3 separate regions of the Homo sapiens genome follow, and all the other regions are linked to region 2. Evidence: chromatin contacts called from ENCODE Hi-C or POLR2A ChIA-PET data. All regions are on one chromosome and are shown on one strand. The core of a region is the stretch at or near the end of the contact, and the rest is flanking DNA. Distances in the headings are between cores, read along the strand shown. Region 1 holds the start of RAB4B (RAB4B, member RAS oncogene family). Region 2 holds the start of RELB (RELB proto-oncogene, NF-kB subunit). Region 3 holds the start of ARHGEF1 (Rho guanine nucleotide exchange factor 1).

Region 1 (2,848 bases), core at 253-2,752, 4.2 Mb after region 2:
TTTTGAGACAGAGTTTCACTTTTCGTTGCCCAGGCTGGAGTGCAATGGCGCGATCTCGGCTCACCGCAACCTCCACCTCCCAGGTTCAAGCAATTCTCCTGCCTCAGCCTCCCGAGTAGCTGGGATTACAGGCATGCGCCACCACACTCAGCTAATTCTGTATTTTTAGTAGAGACGGGGTTTCTCCATGTTGGTCAGGCTGGTCTCAAACTCCCGACCTCAGGTGATCCGCCTGCCTCAGCCTCCCAAAGTGCTGGGATTACAGGCATGAGCCACCGCGCCCAGCCCACATGTGCAGGTTTGTTACATGGGTCAATTGTGTGTTGTTGTGGGCCAGGAACAGTTCTAAAGGTCTTTACTCACATCAACAGCTCACATCATCCTCAGGAAAACTCTATGAGGGAGGTAGACTAAAAATTATTCCCATTTTCCGGATGAGGTAACAGGCCAGAAAGGTTAACTGACTTGCCCAAAGTGACACAGCTGGGCAGAAGTGAGATTCAAACCTAGGCCAAGGGCTCCAGAGTCCCAGATCTTAGCTATTTTGTCGCTAAAGTCTCTTGAAAGCTATTTAAACAAGGACTACGATATAGCCCTTGTTCCTCTTCACCTCCTACCACCCTCTGACTCATTCACTCCACTATAGCTCCTGACCTTCAGTCTATTCCCTGAAAATGACAAGCTGGTTCTCACCTCAGGGTCTTTGCACTCTTCTCCCTTCTCTTCTATATTTGTTGAGTGAATGCGGCTCCCTCTGACTCCTAAACCTGCACTTCCCCTGCCTCCAATCACCACCTCCTATGGTGCATCCCTACTGATTTTCCACTTCCCGACCTCTCCTTCCCTCCCTCTGCCCAGAACCCGGCTCCATTCTCATGCATAAGTCCCACCCTTTGCCACTAAGTCCTGCCCCTAACTCAAGGACAGCCCATCCCCAAACCCATTCCAGAGCTCTCTCCAGCCAGATCAGCCCCAGGGTCCCGAGCTTCCATTCAGTGTTCCCTCTAGCCCATAAGCCCGACTCCTGCCATTCATGCAGTCAGCCCCGCCCCTTCACTCAGGCTCCGCCCAGATCCATTAAGGCCCACCTCTTCCCTCAGGGCCTCCCTGAACCCCTCAGGACCAGCTCCCTCAAATCCCGCCCCAGATCTATTTAACCCACGCACCAGACCCTCAGGCTCCACCTAAATCGATTAAGCTCAGCCTCAGACCCACTAAACCCCTCCCAGCATCCACTTAGGTCCTGCCTCCATCACACCAGACCCCGCCCCCTGATCTACAAAGCCCCGCCCATTCCCACAGGCCGCATCCTCCCTGGGCCCAGACCCAGGACCCCAGCTTCGTCCACCACCCTCACCGTAGGTCTCAGCCATGACTCGGTCGCGGCCGCTGAGGGCCGCAATATGGCGCCGCGGCCGCGCCTGCTCCTCGGCTGGCAGCCGCTCCACTCCGGCTACAGCCCCGGCTCCTTCCTACTCCCCGGGCCCGGCACCGCCACTTCCGCCTCCGCCCCCCTCCGGCGCGACCCGCTCCGGCAGCTGGATACCAGGCGACGCTTTCCGAAGGGCGGGATTGGCGGACTCGCGGGCAGGGGGCGGGACAAGAGGCGCGGATTGGTGGCGTGAGAAGGACCAAGCCCAAAGGGGCGGGGCCGAGCCCAGCGATTGGCTGAGCAAGTGGGAAGGGACGTGCAGAGCTGCTTAGCTGAGCCGAGGAACGGATTTAGTCTGGAGTACGGGGGGCAGAGTCGAGTCTCCGGATTGGATCGGAGCGGACTTGGGGGAGGGGATACAAATGCAAAGAAGGGGGCACGGGCAGGATTGACAGAAAGAGGCTGGAAGAGGAGCTGATCTTGAGCTGGCGGGAGCGATTACTGTTCTCAAAGGCGAAAAGGAGGAAAACTGGGCAGATAGGCGCAGGTTACTTCCCACCTCCCTTTCCAGATAATCTTCCAAGAAAACCTTTACTGTGCGATTTATATCCTCCGCGTAGTCCGATTGGCTCCCTCCCACTGGTCTAGAGAGGACACTACAATCCCCTAGTTGGGCTGCTTAGGTTTTCCTTTGCTTGTGTCCGAAACCTAAGCTTAGGAGCGCTCCTACTGCACAGGGCTTTCATCAGTGAAACTCTGCCTAGCAACCACTGACGTTACCACAGGCAGCGGGTTAATTGGTTAGATTCAGCAACCTAGAGAAACATTTCATTTGTACAGTCCCCACCCTACCCTACCCCACCCCAAAGACCACGGAGACGAGCCGTTTGCACTGGGCTGATTGTATTTGCATAAAGCCAAGGAGGGGAAACGGCAGGGCCAGCGGTAGGCTGAGCTCACTGGCAGTAGAAATCCCATTTCTGAAAAAGAGAAAGGGGAAACAGTGGAAAGAAAACCAGCGGTCACACCACAAAGGATCTAGTGGTTTTAGCAAAGGCTGCAGCTGCAGGGCCCAGGTCTGGCCACACAAGTGCTATGCAAATTAGCCTAGAGCCCTCTAATCTTTGCACCTCCCAACTGGACCCATTTTACTGGTGAGAAAATTGAGGCAGGGAAAGAATTTCTCCCAGCGCACATACCTAGGCTGCCAGGGAGCCAAGTGTGGGAGCATTTTTGCCCATCCCCACAACCTAAGGGTCCTCCCCCCACATTTCTTGCCAGCCCCCATGACACTCACGTCTGTCTTCACATCGACTTTGCCAGGTTTCAGGGTCTGGTCCTCTCGGACAATGCTACTGGGGAAATAGCCCAGGCGAGCAGCCAGATCTCCATAGTAATCTCCCTGAACCTGGGGAAGAGGAGTTAAAAGCTAGGGTCTGGGAAGATGGCAAGCTTGTGCCTGCTGAAGGCCTTTGC
Region 2 (2,700 bases), core at 122-2,621:
CCTCGCCCTGACTGCCCCCCTGCGTCTGGCCAGGCTTACCAGCTAAATCATGGACAGGTCCTGGCCTTTAGTTTCTGTGGTTCGCCCCACCCTTCATCACACTCAGGGCCCGCTCCTTTTCTCCCTTAAAGTTGGGCCTGGAGGGGACCCCATCTCAATCTCAGTTTAAAAAGTCCCCATCCCGCTGGGCACAAGGGCTCACACCTGTAATCCCAGCACTTTGAGAGGCCGAGGCGTGCGGATCACCTGAGGTCAGAAGTTCGAGGCCAGTCTGACCAGCATGGTGAAACCCCGTCTCTAGTAAAACTACAAAAATTAGCCGGGTGTGGTGGCGGGCACCTGTAATTCCAGCTACTCGGGGGGCTGAGGCAGGAGAACTGCTTGAGCCCGGGAGGCAGAGGTTGCAGTGAGCCTAGATCGTGCCACTGCACTCCAGCCTGGGCGACAGAGCGAGACTCCATCTCAAAAGAAAAAAACAAAAAACAAACAAAAAAAAACATCCTCCTGTCAGGGTCAGACCACTTTTAATTTTTTCAATGTCAAGGCTCCGCTTCTCCGTCTGGAGGCAAGCCCCACCCCCTCCTCATTCTCTGTGTCGGGCCCCGCCCTGCTTTTTTGGGTAACAGGCCCTTCCCCTCCACTCGGCCAGAGTCAGGCCCCGCCCCTTCCCCTTCTTTCGGCCAACTCAGGCCCCGCCCCCTTCCTGCCCTCACGGCCAGGCCCCGCCCCCTCACCCCTCAGCGTAGGGCCCTGCTTCCTTTTTTGAGTCAGGCCCGGCCCTCTTCTCATAGTCCGGGTCGGATCCCGCCCCTCTTCTCCCTCTCTGGGCCCGGCCCCGCCCCGATACCGCCCAAGAGCAGCTTTCGCTCCGCCTTCTCTGAGTCAGGCCACGCCCCCTTCTTTGCCTCAGGGTCAGGCCCCGCCCCCTCTCACTCTACAGCGGGACGCCTCGCTCGAACCTCGGGCCGTACCCCCTCATCACCCTCTGCCTTCTTCCTACGCCCTAATACAGTGTCTCAGGAACCCTCACTCTGCCCCCGCGAAACCCTTAGACTCCCATAGGAACCCCCAGACTACTCCGGGACCGCCAGAATCCCCGCATCTCCAGCCCCGCCCCAGACCCCTCTCCTGAACCCCAGCCCCGCTTACCTAAGGCCCCCAGCTCCGGCGCAGCCGGCGGTCTGGCGACGCGGCGACTCGGCATGGCCCGGCCAGTGGGGACGGACGGCCCAGAGGCTGGCCCAGACCGAAGCATGCACGCGGGCCGGCCGGGCGGCCGGGAGGCACGGTCTGGTGGACGATCGCGGGTCGGACGAGCGGCGCAAGGGCTGGGGCCGCAGGCCGGGCAGGACGCGCGGCGCCCGGGGCTGCGCGGGGCGCGGGGCCGGGCCGGGCGGGCGGCGGGCGGGGGCGGGGCGGCGGAATTCCCCGGCGCCGCCGGCCTGCGCGCCCATTGGTCTGCACCCCGCCGTGACGTCACGCCTGGGGAACGGGAAAACCCCCACGCGTCACGTGATCGCGGGGGCGGGGCCGGCCGGGAAAGGGAGGCTGGGCGCTCAGGAGGGGTTGGGCAGGCGTCGCTGCCCATTGCTCTGGACGAGACAACTGAGGCCTGCTTAGAGCCATCACGCCTTACCCATTGAGCAAGCCGGCAAACTGAGCCGCTCCCCGCTTTGGTCTCCCAGTGGGACTTGAACCTGCCGTTTCTCAGGCTGGAAGGGGAGCTTCAGGATCGAGAGGTTGGCAGGGCTCTACACCTGCCATCCATAATAATATTTCGGAAACCTCCAAGGTCTCGCTACACCTCAGTTTCCTCAACCGTAAATTGAGGATGAAGATATTTAAGGAACGTTTAAAGCTAGCGTGTCAGCTTCAGAATTTATGTTTTGTGCGTTGTTGTAACCCCAACGCCTAGACCAGCGCCTGGAACACCGTAGGTGCCCAATAAATGTTTATTGGAGGCCGGGCGCGGTGGTTCATGCCTGTAATCTCAGCACTTTGGGAGGCCGAGGCAGGCACATCACGAGGTCAGGATTTCGAGACCAGCCTGACCGACATGGTGAAATCCCATCTCTACTAAAAATACAAAAATTAGCTGGGCGTGTTGGTGTGCGCCTGTAATGCCAGCTACTCCGGAGGCTGAGGCAGGAGAATAGCTTGAACCTGGGAGGCGGAGGTTGCAGTGAGCTGAGATCGTGCCACTGCACTCCAGCCTGGGCAACAGAGCGAGACTCCCATCTCAAAAAAAAAAAAGTTTATTGGATGAATGCATGGATGTTTTATTTATTGGTTTGTTCCTCCCTGCAGCCCCTGAAAGTTACCCATAAATAGCCCAGACCACTTTGAGCTCAAAAGCTCAGTTATTCAGTCTGCGAATGGCAGCAGTGTAGCCTCCGTATACATCCTGAGCTGTGTGCCTAAACCCTGAGCTCATCCCTATCACCAGCGCCAGAAGCATATGATAGGATTATTGCAGAAGGGACTCAGGCTGAAAGAGGGGCAGCCATTTGGCTAGATCACATTCCTAAGCCTCTCATATTCCTGAGAACGACTAGGTGATCTATTAGGTTCTAAGTTGGATGCCAGGCGCTCTCAGACCACAGATGCAGGGTTTGTTGTCTTTCCTTTGCTTGTATAAAATTTGGGTGTTCTGGCTAGGCACGGTGGCTCACACCTGTAACCCCAATACTTTGGGAGGCC
Region 3 (2,975 bases), core at 476-2,975, 3.1 Mb after region 2:
ACAGTGGGTCTAAAGGATCCAGGGATCATACAGGATCATGATTCTATAGGGACAGCTGCCAGTCTGTGGAACCTCTGGAGACTTAAAAGGGACTCAGAATTCCATAGGGGTGCGTGGTGGGTCCCGAGACCCATGGTCTATAGAGCCCCGGATTCTAGGGGATGCCACTGGTCTATGAGGACCCCACGTCTATAAGAAGCCAGTTCTCCATGGGGGGCTGGCAGGAACCTGGAGGGTCTGTAAGACTTTATACGGAATGAGGCGGGTCTACACGAGACCCAAATCTTACATGGACGTGGCGGGTCTTACGCGGGCCCTAAATCCTACGGGGGACGTGGCAGTGTGCACGGCCAGGGATGCCGGGGAGGACGTGCAGAGTCAGGGTCTGACACCCGCTGGGGACCGCGTCCCTCACCTGCTCCAGGTGGAAAGAGAAGCCATCGCCGCCACCGGAACCGAAGCCTCCGCGCTCGGGCTCCGCACTCTCCCCACCCCTGCCGCCGCGTCGCTCTAGCCGCCCTGAGTCCACCTTTGCGCCCAGCTCCACTCCTCCTGCCAGCCGCTCTAGCCCGGCTCCTGCCGGGCTCCGGCCCCGACGACTCTACTCCTCCCGCCGGCCGCTCTAGCGCTGTACTGCGCCACGCAGGCCAGATAGGGCCGCTCTGGCCTGTCTTGGAGGGCCAGCGTTTCCGTATCTCGACTGCCCCCGTCACTCCCCGGGCCCCGCCCCGCGCCCGGAGGTGCAGATGGGTCCAACTCCTCCCGAGTTCGATCGGAGATCTCCTAGTCACCCCAGCGCTGAGCACTCGGACGGCGGACTGGGGCTCCCCGTCCTATTAGTCTCCCCACTTAGGGGACCCGCTGAATTTCCAATCCTCGTACATCAATCCCCTCCGTCTCCCACCCCCAGCCCCTTCCTTTGGAACCGGAAAAGCAATAGTCTTGAGTTCCAGCACAACTTTCCCTCTGACATGCAGTGTAATCTGCAAAAAGTAATGACTTCTCTGTAGACCTCAGTCTTCCCATCCGTACAATGGGAGAAGGCCTCCAGCTCTCTCCCTACACCTGTCTCTCACGGTATAATTAATGACCTAGAAAAGAGCTTTCCGAAAACTCTTTCAAATGCACTCTGCAACTTTCAGCTTCACAGCGACCCTCGTCGTTGTTGTTATTGTTGTTTTTCATTTTTAGGTGGCCCTAAAGCATGCGGGGGTTGGAGGATGGCGCTTTGCGGAAAGCACGTGCGAGTTCAAATCCCAACTCCACACTTTCTCACGATGTGCGTTCCCTGGGACGAGTCGGTTTGGCTCCCCGGGCCTCGGTTTCCCCACCCGTACAATGGTAGTGATCGTCCGTTCTCCACTGAGCAGGTGGGAGGCCTTGGCCCCGGCCTCGCACCGTTCGTCCCCACCTATGGGGCACTCGTCAAGTGTGAGTTCTCCCCTCTTTGCTCCCTTTGACAGATGGGAAAACTGAGGCCCAAGGAGGGGCGGCCGCTGGTTCCGTGGGGTCCGAAGGGGGCCCCTCCGCTGCCGGCAGCGCCCCAGCCCCTCCCTCCTCCTCCCCACTTCCCCCAACAGCCGAGGGGAGGAGGCCGGGCGGGGCCGGGGACCGAGTACCTGGTGTCCGCGCGGAGGTGACCGGCGGGGCGCCCGAGGTCGGGCTCGGCGATCCCGGGCCCTGGGTCCCGGCTCCCGCTTCCTGGCTCTGGCGGGGCAGGAAGTCGGGGCGTTTTTCCGGAGGCCCCCGCCCCGCCGCCCCTCCCCGCTTCCTGCCCGCGCCCCGCGCCCGCCCGGCACCTCCGCTTCCTTCCCCTTCTCGCCGCTTGCCCGCCCCTCCTTTCCCCGCTGCGCCCGGGTCCCTGCGGGCACCGGCCCCCGCCCCGGCCGCGCCCGAGCTCTCCCCGGCTTTGTCCATCGGTCCGTCCGCCGGGCGCGGGCTCCGCGGGACTCGCATCTCCCGGCTGGGGTCACCTCCCCGGAGGTGCTGGGGGGCAAGCCCTGCTCCCCGTGCGCCCTAGACCGAGCCACGACCTCCCCGGCTTTCCGCGTCTGTGGTTCTCATGGTCTTGCGCCCTTCCTTCGCCTCTGTGGGTGTGCTCCCGCCTGCGTCTGCATCCCCTTCTCTGTCCCTCTGTCTTTCTCTACTGGGGTCTTTCCCTCCTTGGCCTCCACCTCTCCTCTCTGTCCCTCCATCACTTTCTCCCCGAAAGCCCTTCTCTACCCTCTCCAGCTCTCTCTGTATCTTTCTGCATCTCCGTCTCAGTCTCTGTCATTTCCCCAGCTGTTGCTGTGCCTGGGCCTCTTCGTGCCCATTTTCGGTTGCCCCTTCTCCCTTCTGTCTCTTCCTTTCCTTCTCGCTCTCTCTCTGTCCCTTTCTCTCCACGTCCCTGTCTCTCTCCCGGATTCCCAGGGTCTCATCATCTCTTCCTTCCCTTGCTCGTCCCCTTCATGATCCCTGGGTCTCAGCCTCTCTCCTCTCCCTTTCTCAGGAAATCCGTGTCTCTGTGCCTCTCTGTCATTGCCCCGGGATCTCCCTGCTATCCCCAGGTTAGGACCACAGACCCTCCAAAATGCCCCTTCTGTAAGTCAACGCATCGGGAAAAGGCTGCAGTCTGAATTCTGTACTAGCCCCAATCCACAAGATAGTCCCTGTGTTTCCAAGGCTTAAATACGCATAAAGTGGCTCATGCCTGTAATCCCAGCACTTTGGGAGGCCGAAGCATGGTGGATCACTTGAGGTCAGGAGTTCGAGACCAGCCCGGCCAACATGGCGAAACCCTGTCTCTACTAAAACAAAAATTAGCTGGGTGTGGTAGCACATGCCTGTCATCCCAGCTACTCGGGAGCCTGAGGTACAAGAATCGCTTGAGGTGGAGGTTGAAGTGGGCTGAGATTGCGCCACTGCACTCCAGCCTGGGCGACAGAGTCAGACTCTGCCTCAAAAAAAAAAAAAAAAAAAAAAAAAGCGGCCGG

Evidence for each region. A loop is a pair of places that touch in the nucleus more often than their neighbours do. ChIA-PET counts read pairs that join two places held with the same protein, here RNA polymerase II (POLR2A). Pooled maps may share reads with other maps.
Region 1: a pooled map shows a loop between it and region 2 (31-fold over the local background). The contact joins the promoter of RAB4B here to the promoter of RELB in region 2. A Hi-C loop is called at or near these places in 4 of 50 pooled maps. POLR2A ChIA-PET finds 5 or more read pairs at or near these places in 2 of 52 experiments (WTC11 and activated CD4-positive, alpha-beta T cell).
Region 3: a loop to region 2 is called in a map with no recorded cell type, with 5 times the contacts of the local background. The contact joins the promoter of ARHGEF1 here to the promoter of RELB in region 2. A Hi-C loop is called at or near these places in 1 of 37 single-sample maps with no recorded cell type and 1 of 50 pooled maps. POLR2A ChIA-PET finds 5 or more read pairs at or near these places in 2 of 52 experiments (A673 and activated B cell).

Annotation. Positions count from the first base shown.
Region 1 is chr19:40,776,901-40,779,748 of GRCh38, reverse strand. RAB4B (RAB4B, member RAS oncogene family) reads right to left here and starts at 1,502. Exons shown (of 8, transcript NM_016154.5): 1 at 1,358-1,502. The coding sequence starts at 1,373. It overlaps MIA (MIA SH3 domain containing), which reads right to left. Exons shown (of 4, transcript NM_006533.4): 3 at 2,670-2,780; 4 at 2,259-2,352. The coding sequence ends at 2,329. MIA-RAB4B (MIA-RAB4B readthrough (NMD candidate)) reads right to left here. Exons shown (of 10, transcript NR_037775.1): 3 at 2,670-2,780. It overlaps RAB4B-EGLN2 (RAB4B-EGLN2 readthrough (NMD candidate)), which reads right to left and starts at 1,530. Exons shown (of 12, transcript NR_037791.1): 1 at 1,358-1,530. RefSeq lists enhancers at 1-431, 1,319-1,388 and silencers at 1,449-1,688, 2,239-2,368.
Region 2 is chr19:45,000,135-45,002,834 of GRCh38, reverse strand. It overlaps RELB (RELB proto-oncogene, NF-kB subunit), which reads right to left and starts at 1,371. Exons shown (of 12, transcript NM_006509.4): 1 at 1,150-1,371. The coding sequence starts at 1,255. RefSeq lists silencers at 538-817, 1,138-1,547.
Region 3 is chr19:41,881,934-41,884,908 of GRCh38, reverse strand. ARHGEF1 (Rho guanine nucleotide exchange factor 1) reads right to left here and starts at 1,725. Exons shown (of 29, transcript NM_004706.4): 1 at 1,620-1,725. RefSeq lists an enhancer at 441-650 and silencers at 517-666, 1,531-2,040.